Linked DNA regions of Homo sapiens: region 2 is linked to region 1. Evidence: chromatin loops called from intact Hi-C (ENCODE). Cell type or tissue: K562. All regions are shown on one strand. Each heading gives the region's core, and the rest is flanking DNA. Links, peaks and the distances in the headings are about the cores only.

What was found. A loop is a pair of places that touch in the nucleus more often than their neighbours do. Peaks named below come from ENCODE experiments on the same cell type or tissue, not always from the same donor. Only the 100,000 strongest peaks of a DNase experiment are listed, where the experiment ranks them.
Region 2: a loop joins it to region 1, with 2.9 times the contacts of the local background. A loop is called at or near these places in 1 of 110 quality-filtered maps.

Annotation. Positions count from the first base shown.
Region 1 is chr9:109,216,033-109,221,406 of GRCh38, reverse strand. It overlaps EPB41L4B (erythrocyte membrane protein band 4.1 like 4B), which reads left to right. Exons shown (of 26, transcript NM_019114.5): 16 at 4,262-4,485. Among named protein-coding and RNA genes, the nearest start is that of FRRS1L, 51 kb to the right of the region's middle. In K562, for the core only: no CTCF peak of the experiment used is centred there; a DNase peak (open chromatin) is centred at 2,246; H3K27me3 peaks cover 1,812 bases.
Region 2 is chr9:108,847,207-108,852,580 of GRCh38, reverse strand. No RefSeq gene overlaps it. Among named protein-coding and RNA genes, the nearest start is that of ACTL7B, 6.1 kb to the left of the region's middle. In K562, for the core only: a CTCF peak has its summit at 2,094 (motif pointing left); a DNase peak (open chromatin) is centred at 2,100; H3K27me3 peaks cover 366 bases.

The sequences.
Region 1 (5,374 bases), core at 274-5,273:
TGTTATGAGCTCCCAGTCTCTGCAGCTCCTTAGGACAGATATTATTTTCAACATATTTGCAAGACAGGAAAAATATTAACAGGCTTTGGGGTCCACAGACCTGTCGTCAAATCCTAGCTGCACAACTTCATTAATCCATCCTTCCTTTCATTCTTCCTTCCTCCCCCTCCCTCCCCTCCCTTCTTCCTTCCATCAAATATTTATGGAACACCTGCTATATAACAGGTAAAGGTCTCCATGTTTTTAAAAGGGAATCTTTTCTGTAAAATAGCTAGCACAGTATCTGAGACATACAGCAAGTACTGGATAAATAGTTGGGGGAAAGGATGATTCTCAGATACCTAAATTTGCCCAGAAATCGCTTAACCCAACTCACGTTACAGCTGAGGGAATGGAGGCTCAGAGTGACTGCCCAAGCTTCTCCTGCAAAGTAGGGGCGGAACTAAGACTTGAGCCCAGGTTTTTCCACTCCAACTCAGGGCACTTTTTGCTGCCTCCATGGGGCATGAAGAGGGTGGATACTCTGGTTATGTTTCAGGTTGGAGAGGCGAGGAGGGATGGTGTTTCCCAGAAGCCAAAATCGTGCCTTCTTCCACATTCTTACACACACACACGCACACACACATATGCTCACACACACCAACACACGCACGTGCACACACGCACACACACAGAACCGTCCTTGAGCAAAGTCTCCAGGAGGCAGCCAAGATGGGTCAGAGATGCAGCTCATGGGGCAATGTAGGGGACAAATAGTGCCATTTCTTCTGGACTGTCTCCTGCATCTGCAACACAGTCCTCAATGACACCTCCTCCCAATGTCCCCAAGTGACAGGTCTGCAAGCCCTGCTTACACAGCTTCAAAATATCCCAGAAGGCAGTTCACCTCACTCCATCCACCAGGTTAGTCTAGATCCCGCCCTGCGGCAGTCTCCTAACAGAGAGATACTGGAGTCTCTCCCCAACCAGTCTCCTCCACACAGCGCTCAAAACAAACTCTCCAAAATCTAACTCCCTTGCTTAAGCCCTTTCCTTGATAACCAGGCACTCTAAGCCCTTCATAACTAGCCCCAGCCTGTCTTAGTCTCCCTTCCTGCTACTTTCCTCCTCACTTCTCCAGACATCCTGCTCTTTCAACCACCGTTCCTTTGCTCATGCTATTCCTTAGGCCTGGAACAGCTGTTTCTACCTTTTCCACTGAAAAGAAATTCTACACACACAAATGACAAAATAACACACCTCCTCTGATTTCAAGCATGTGGGTTATTAATTGGAAAAACCCAAGTACTTCAAGCAATAAATAAATAAAGGCATTTACTGGAGCTTATAATGGAAAAGTTCAGTGGTAATGCCAGCTTCAGGTGTGGCTGGAACCAGGAGCTAAAATGATACCATTAAGTTTCTTCTCTCTCTGACTACCTCTAACCTCTGCTCATCTTGTCTTTCTTTGTGCATTGGCCTCAGTCTCACAGGGACTACTTCTCTGTGTCCAAAAAAGATGTTCACAAAGAGCCCTAACTTCCATCATCCTTACAGCCGGAGCCAGCTTACCCATTACACACAGTAGGCACACAATACTTAGACTCACAATACTTTCAGGGGCCCACGAAAAGGTTTTAAATATTTTTTAAAATAAGAAAAAAATGGATTTTCCGTTGAAGAAAATGTTTTAGTATATGTTATTAACATATTTACTTTTATGCAGTTGTGAAATTTAATTTTTAGTTAATTTTTATAGAAAATGGACAAAGGTGGCCAGGCACGGTGGCTCACGCCTGTAATCCCAGCACTTTGGGAGGCGGGTGGATCACAAGGTCAGGAGATCGAGACCGTCCTGGCTAACACGGTGAAACCCCATCTCTATTAAAAATACAAACCAATAGCCAGGAGTGGTGGCAGGTGCATGTAGTCCCAGCTACTCAGGAGGCTGAAGCAGGAGAATGGCGTGAACCCGGGAGGCGGAGTTTGCAGTGAGCTGAGATCGCGCCACTGCACTCTAGCCTGGGCGACAGAGCGAGACTCCATCTCAAAAAAAGGAAAGAAAATGGACAAAGGCAAAAGTGCTTGTGGCACAAAAAGGCACAATAAGGCCCTGCTTGCCTGTTACAAAGAAAGAGAGAGCCTTCCTTTCAGTTTTCATGTGTTAAATCTTAGGAAAAACTCTGATTGTCCCTAATTGGATGACATTCCAGAACACTCTCATTAGAAGGATGCAGGACTCTGATTGGCCAGGCTCAAGTCTCAGGCCCACCCCTGAGGAGGAAATGTCAATCCCATACAAACACAAGGAATGGGGTTTCCTATAAGAAAGAAGATTCTGTTTCAAGAACTGTCCAGCAAAACCTAACTGTCTTCCCCCGAATGCTCTTTCCCTTACAAACACCTTCCCCCAGGAGAACTGATTGCTTCCACTTCTGCATTTTCTTAGCAGTTTGTTCTAGTATGATTGTAAGTGACTGAATCACAGAGCTTCCTACTCTGGAGTGTGAGTTCCTTGAAGACAGAGTGAAAGAGTGGGCAGTAGAGATCTGAACCATGGGAATGAGCAGAAAAAGGGGTTAGCCCTGCCAGGGAATAAGAGGAAGGGATCTTTATCTGGGTCTTAAAGGCTGGAAGTCTTCCTGGAAGAAGGGGTATTTTCACTGGGTTGACAGATGAGGAAGGACTTCAGGAGGCACCAAGAAGTAAGAGGCATCGGGATGGGAAGGAGTTAGGGTGGGAAGTAGAAGGATGTAGCAGGAGATGAGGCTGAAAAGAGAAAGGGCCAAGACTGGGGGCGGGGGGAGGTGCTGTCAGTGCCACATAAAGGATTGTGGCTTTTATCCTTCAAGCCAGGGCTCTTCACCTGGGTCCATGGAGAGGCTCTAGAGGGCCTGATATTGTGTGTAGAATGTTGTTTGTTGGTACAGGGAAGGTTCGTGGTATTCACCAGATTTTCAAAGGGGTTTCTGTCTTAAAGTGGTTAAGAATTATTAGTGTTAGGCTGGGTGCGGTGGTTCATGCCTGTAATCCCAGCACTTTCGGAGGCTGAGGCAGGCAGGTCACTTGAGGTCAGGGGTTTGAAACCAGCTTGGCCAACATGGTGAAACCCCATCTCTACTAAAAATACAAAAACTAGCCAGGCATGGTGGTGTGCACCTGTAATCCCAGCTACTCAGGAGGCTGAGGCATGAGAATTGCTTGAGCCTGGGAGGTGGAGGTTGCAGTGAGCTGAGATAGTGCCACTGTATTCCAACCTGGGCAACAGAGTGAGACACTGCCAAAAAAAAAAAAAAAAAAAGAATTATTAGTATTAGAGATATATTCAAGCTCCTTGAAGAAGGAGAGCATGGTCTGGAATGTAATTAGAATAGCACTCTGGCAATTACTCTGTGGAGGATGGACTAAAGGAACGAGCAGAGACGGGGAGAGCCAGCAGGAATCTGTTACAAGAGTCTAGGTGGGAGATGACACGGCCTTCAAATGGGGCAATCCTAGTTGTTTTTTGTTTTTTTTTTAAAAGGAGGTGGTCCACTGGAATTAAAAGATGTTGTAAGCTGGGCACAGTGGCTTACACCTGTAATCCCAGCATTTTGGGAAGCCCAGGAGGGTGGACCACTTGAGCCCAGGAGTTTGAGACCAGCCCAGGCAACATAGCGAGATCCTGTCTCTACAAAAAATTTTAAAAATTAGCCAGGCATGGTGTCATATCCCTGTGGCCCCAGTTGCCTGGGAGGCTGAGGTGGGAGAATCACTTGAGCCTGGGAGCTTGAGGCCACAGTGAGCTGTGTTTGCACCACTGCACTCCAGCCTGGGCAACACAGCAAGACCCTGTCTCAAGAAAAAGATGTTGCAGCACTGATGTTAACTGGAGCTTTCTGCATGTTGTGGGTGACAGAGAGGAAGAGAAACTGACCCCAAGACTTCTAGTTTGCATTATGATCTTGTCATAGGATTATTTACAAATGATTTTTTATTATTGTTTTTACCTCTTCCTCTCATTTAGAGAATGCCTTTAAAAAAAAGAAATAAATATTATTTCATTTAATTTCAAATACTTCTTTAAGTTACAAGACTTAAAGTCTCTGATATATACAAACTTCCACTTTGCTCTTTTTCTTAAGTATAATATTACCATTGTATATACTTTATAATAACTACAGATCTAGTTTTTGAGTTTATTTCTTTCAGTGTTTAATGCCTAGAAAACGTCTTTGAAAGTACACAGAGGGCTTGCAAGGCATTCTGCTTTTCTAAATCCTGACTGTGTCACCCTCCACAGCTACCCGCTCCCTTCCCCAGTGCTTAGCAGCTCGGACCGGTTGCCTTTTGGCATTGAGGAGAATGGGGGCACACCGTTCCTCACCGCAGCTTCAGGAAGGCATCACCACCAGCACCAGCATCAGCATCAGCACCAGCACCACTCAAACTACAGCCTCTCACTGACCCTGGAGAACAAAGAGGGGCCTCTGAGGTCCCCAAACTCCAGCAGCAAGTCCCTTACAAGTGAGTAGGGGTGGAGGGGGCAAGGCAGGAGAAGGGGGAGCAATGCTGCAGGGCACGAGAGTTCCCTAGATTCTTAAGACAGACCCTTGCGGTGCAGCACACAATGGTTGTCATGTTATGCTGGGCTACCGGGTTTGGGCCAGAGTAGACAAGAGCCTTATGCATTTGAGCAGAAGCACTTTAGGGATTATGGTTTACCAGTAAACTCTAATTTCATTATAGGGTCACAGTTCTCCACCTCCTTTCTTTTTTTCTTTTCTTTTTTTTTTTTTTTGAGATGGAGTCTGGAGTCTGGCTCTGTCACCCAGGCTGGAGTGCAGTGGCATGATCTCGGCTCATTGCACCCTCCCCCTCCCAGGTCCGAGCAATTCTCCTGCCTCAGCCTCCCGAGTAGCTGAGATTATAGGCATGTGCCACCACACCCAACTAATTTTTGTATTTTTAGTAGAGACAGATTTTGACTATGTTGGCCAGGCTGGTCTCAAACTCCTGACTTCAGGTGATCCACACATCTCGGCCTCCCAAAGTGCTAGGATTACAGGCGTGAGCCACCATGCCCGGTCAAGAAGTGAAGGCTTTTGAAAAGTGATTAAGTCATGAGAGTTCCACTCTTATGAATAGATTAGTGCCTTACAAAAGAGCTGGACGAAAAAAATCCCAAAGTGCTGGGATTACAGGCGTGAGCCACAGTGCCCCGCCTCCACCTCCTTTCTTAACAGTTCTCTGCCTCTGTGGTACCCAGCACTGGCTTGAGCAATGGAAAAGAGAAAGAGGGGAGGGGAGTGATGGCTGGACTTTCTACTTTCTTCATCATAGAAAAACTCATTCTATCCCATTTTTGACATTCCACTTGGGAGAGCAAAGTGGTGTCAGGTAGATCCAATCTGTC
Region 2 (5,374 bases), core at 187-5,186, 370 kb after region 1:
TAGAGGGAAAGTGATATATCCCAAATCACACACGCAGTAAGTGCTACGTGTGAACCCCATTCCCTCCTTATCTCCTCTCCTCACTCCACACATCTTCAGCAACTTCTCCTGTCTCTAGTCACTGCTTCAGTCCCTCCAACACATGGTCATCTCCTCAAAAGCATCCCTCATGTGGCAGGGGCTGTAAAAACACTAATTGCTAGATCCCTGACATGAACTTATTTAAGCTAACCAGAGGATTCAGCAGGAGATTTATTTTTGGTGGAAAAACACGGGTCAGTGACTTCCAGCTTAAGATGACCTCCTGACCCTGTGTGTTTATCTCCCCTCCCTTCTCAGATTCCATGGAGTCATAGTAGAGAATATAAATGCATAAGCTCAGTGCAAATAAAGAGAATGGTAGGGGAACTACAGGGACTAGAGATTTCTACCTGATTCTGGAAGAAAGAGAGTGGAGGTGGGAACCAAGGAAAGAAGCAAGGGTAGGAATTTCCTGTCCTGCAGAATGGGCAGGAATTTGCAACTTGGAAATGCCAGACAGGAAAGACATAGCAGTGAAGCATGTGAGAGTGGGAACGGGCTGAGGAGGGGTGGTGCCCGTGGTCTCTATCTGAAGAATTGTGGCTTTCCATGCTCACAGGTAGAGAGAGGGGTAAGAACACTGGCTGCCTCTACAGGTATGTTTCTTAGGAAGAAAGAAGTTGAATTCTCTCTCTAAAAGTGGTGCTGGTATAGAAAAAGGAGGAGGGAAGCATGTGAAGAACAGACAAGGAGCCTCACCTGCACCCCCTTGTCCCTTCTCCAGACCAGGAATCACACTTGGGACTAGCTCATATTCCCGAGGTAGAATAGTTGATGCCTCCAACTTTCCTGTTATCACTTTCCACAACTCCTGGTTTCTGCATGGGCATCGGACGTGGCCCAGGACTGACTTCCCTTCCAGCACCGAGGGCAGAGCATGTGATTTAGGCTCAGCCAGTCGGAGCATCCATCTCCTTGGCCATAATGATTGGTTCTGGGTGAACATGCGATCTCAGTAGAGTGAGTCCTGGAGAGTGAATCCTACGCTTTTTGCTTGGAAGCTTGATGTGAAGTTGAGGGGTGTGTCCTAGCACTGCTGTGGCATTTATGACTAGGAAAGAAGCCAGCTTGAAGCTGACCCACCAAGGATTGTGGAGCTCAGAGAAACAAAGCTGGTGCCCTGGGGACGAAGTGAACCTCTGAATCAAACCATGCCTAGAGTTTGAACCCACTCCCAGGTATTTCAGTTCTGTGAGCCATGCATTCAACTTCATCATTCATGTGCCTTAGGGTTGTGTGTCTGTTACTTGCAACTGAGAGCATTCTAGCTGCGTCAATTTCCTTCTCAACAACAGCATTCCTCTGGAGCAGGTTTGCATGGAGAAGAGACTGGGGTTGGAGAGGCCTCTTTTAATTGAAATATTAAGACCAACAATTCATTTTTTCCTTACGAAGAAACTACATAAGAATAATTTTTATCAAGGTACCAGAGGATATCAGATAACATACTACACTGAAGGCAGAGACCAAAGAGTGTCTGTTGACTGCTATCTTATATATTCACTTCTTAGATATTTGTCCCTAAGGCTAGACTCAGAGCTTCTTGAGGGCAGGAACTGTGCTTCCCTCATTTTAGTTTTCTCAGAGTCTGGTGCAGAGCATGGCACAGAGTTGGTGCTTAGTACATGCCAAATGAACTCATTTATTCCCAGTCTGTGAGGTGGACATTACAGTATTTCCCCCCATTTTACAGGTGAGGACACTGAGGCTTGGAAAGGTTAGGAGTCTTGTGCAAGGTCACCCATCTGGTAAACCAAAGTCTTGTGCTAAATCGAAGTTTTGAGATTCCACAATGCCTTTTTGCCCTTGTCTCCTACTTTTCTGAAAATTATCAATCTCTTTTCCAAGAAGAAAAATTTACATATAAAAATTGCTTTCAAATCATGTACAACAAATTTGATGTAATTTCATAGTCATTATCCTGAGGTTTCAAAGTTAAAAATGCCAATCTTTTAGCAAAGAAGAGATTTGTCTTGCTGGAACCTTCCAGAGACATAAGCATTAGAGTGACATCAAGTGGTGAAGTCCTACCACTTCCACATGGCAAGAGGCTTGTTTTCCTCACTGTCCAGGCAGTCTGATCTCTCTCCCTCAAATGTTTGTTACTAAGTTTGCTGTAAGAGTTATTTGCCCAAGGTCTTTTTCTTTTTCTTTTCTCTTTTTTTTTTCTTTTGAGATGGAGTTTCGCTCTTGTCGCCCAGGATGGAGTGTGATGGTGCAGTCTCAGCTCATACAACCTCCGCCTCCCTGGTTCAAGCAATTCTCCTGCCTCAGCCTCCTGAGTAGCTGGGATTACAGGCACCCACCATGCCCAGCTAATTTTTGTATTTTTAGAAGAGATGGGGTTTCACCATGTTGGCCAGGCTGGTCTTGAACTCCTGACCTCAGGTGATCTGCCCGCCTTGGCCTCCAAAATTTCTGGGGTTACAGGCATGGGCCACTGCGCCTGGCCCCAAGGTCTTTCTAAGAAATTAACTTTATAGCCCAGGCACAGTGGCTCACGCCTGTAATCCCAGCCACGTGGAACTCTAAGTCCAGTTAAACCTCTTTCCTATGTAAATTGTCCAGTCTCAGATATGTCTTTATCAGCAGCATGAAAACGGACTAATACAGTAAATTGCTGAAAAGATACCCAAAAATGTGGAAGCAACTTCAGAACTCGGTAACAGGCAGAGATTGGAACAGTTTGGAGGGCTCAGAAGAAGACAGGAAAATGTGGGAAAGTTTGGGACTTCCTAGAGACTTGTTAAGTGGCTTTGCCCAAAATGCTGATAGCAATACGAACAATAAAATCCAGGCTGAGGCAGGCTCAGATGGAGATGAGGAACTTGTTGGGAAGTGGAGCAAAGGTGACTCTTGTTATGTTTTAGCAAAAAGACTGGTGGCATTTTGCCCCTGCTCTAGAGATTTGTGGAACTTTGAACTTGAGAGAGATGATTTAGGGTATCTGGTGAAAGAAATTTCTAAGCAGCAAAGCATTCAACAGCTAACTTGGGTGCTGTTAAAGACATTCAGTTTGTTGTTGTTGTTGTTGTTTGAGACAGAGTCTTGCTCTGCCGCCCAGGCTGGAGTGCAGTGGCGCTATCTTGGCTCACTGCAACCTCTGCCTCCCGGGTTCAAGCGATTCTCCTGCCTCAGCTTCCCGAGCAGCTGGGACTATAGGTATGTGCCAGCTAATTTTTGTATTTTTAGTAGAGACGGGGTTTCACCACATTGGCCAGGCTGTTCTCGAACTCCTGACTTCATGATCCACCCACCTTGGCCTCCCAAAGTGCTGGGATTACAGACATAAGCCGCCACGCCCAGCTGGCATTCAGTTTTATAGGGGAGGCAGAGCATAAAACTTTAAAAATTTGCAGCCTGACTAGGCAATAGTAAAGAAAAACCCATTTTCTGGGAACAAATTCAAGCTGGCTGCAGAAACTTGCATAAATAGCAAGGAGCCTAATGTGAATCCCCCAGACCATGGGGAAAATGTCTCCAGGCCATGTCAGAGAACTTCCTGGCAGCCACTCCCATCACAGGCCCAGAGGCCCAGGAAGAAAAAGTGGTTTTGTGGGCTAGGCCCAGGGTCCCCATGCTGTGTGCAGTCTAGGGACTTGGTGTCCTGTGTTCCAGCCACTCCAGCTGTGGCTGAAAGGTGCTGATGTGCAGCTTGGGCTGTGGCTTCAGAGGATGGAAGCCCCAAGCCTTGGCAGCTTCCATGTGGTGTTAAGCCTGTGGGTGCACAGAAGTCAAGAATTGAGGTTTGGGAGCCTCCACCTAGATTTCAGAAGATGTATGGAAACGCCTGGATGCCCAGGCAGAAGTTTGCTGCACGTGCAGGGCCTTCATGGAGAAGCTCTGCTAGGGCAGTGCAGAAAGGAAATGTCAGGTCAGAGCCCCCACAGAGAGTCCCTTCTGGGGCACTGCCTAGTGTAGCTGTGAGAAAAGGGCCACTGTCCTCCAGACCCCAGAATGGTAGATCCATCAACGGCTTGCACTGCGCACCTGGAAAAGCTGCAGACACTCAACAACAGCCTGTGAAAGCAGCCGGACGGGAGGCTGTACCCTGCAAAGCCACAGGGATGGAGCCGCCCAAGACCGTGGGAACCCACCTCTTGCATCAGCACACAATGGATATGAGACCCGGAGTCAAAGGAGATCATTTTGGAGCTTTAAAATTTGACTGACCTGCTGGATTTCAGACTTGCATGGGCCCTGTAACCCCTTTGTTTTGGCCAATTTCTCCCATTTGGAACAGCTGTATTTACCTAGTACTTATACACCCATTGTATCTAGGAAGTAACTAGTTCGCTTTTGATTTTACAGGTTCATAGGTGGAAGGGACTTGCCTTGTTTCAGGTGAGACTTTGGACTGTGGACATTAGGGTTAATGGTGAAATGAGTTAAGATTTTGGGGGACTGTTGGGAAGGCATGACTGGTTTTGAAATGTGAGGACATGAGATGTGGAGGGGCCAGGGATGGAATGATATGGTTTGGCTGGGTACCCACCAAAATCTCAATTTGAATTGTATCTCACAGAATTCCCATGTGTTGTGGGACAGACCCAGGGGGAGGTAACTGAATCATGGGGGCTGGTCTTTCCCATACTATTCTCGTGATAGTGAATAAATCTCACGAGATCTGATGGATTTATCAGGGGTTTCTGCTTTTGCTTCTTCCTCATTCTCTCTTGCCACTGCCATGTGAGAAGTGCCTTTCATTCTCTGCCATGATTGTGAGACCTTCCCCAGCCACATGGAACTGTAAGTCCAGTTAAACCTCTTTCTTTTGTAAATTGCCCACTCTTGGGGATGTCTTTATCAGCAGCTTGAAAACGGACTAGTACTAAAGTCTATTAATTTTCTTAAATGAAACTAAAAAAAAAAAAAAAAAAGAAAGACAATCTACAGAGGCCGGGCATGGTGGCTCACGCCTGTAATCCCAACAGTTTGGGAGGCTGAGGCGGGCGGATCACCTGAGGTCAGGAGTTTGAGACCAGCCTGGCCAACATGGAGAAACTCCATCTCTACTAAAAATACAAAATTAGCTGGGCATGGTGGTGCATGCCTGTAATCCCAGCTACTGGGGAGGCTGAGGTAGGAGAATCACTTGAACCCAGGAGGCAGAGGTTGCAGTGAGCACTCCAGCCTGGGAAACAAGAGTGGAACTCTGTCTCAAAAAAAAAAAAAAAAAAAAAGAAGCTAAAAAAAAAAATCTACAGACTGAGTGAAAACACTTGTAAACTACATATGTTTAAACTACATATGTTAACTATATCCAGCAAAGGACAAGTATATAGAATTTTTA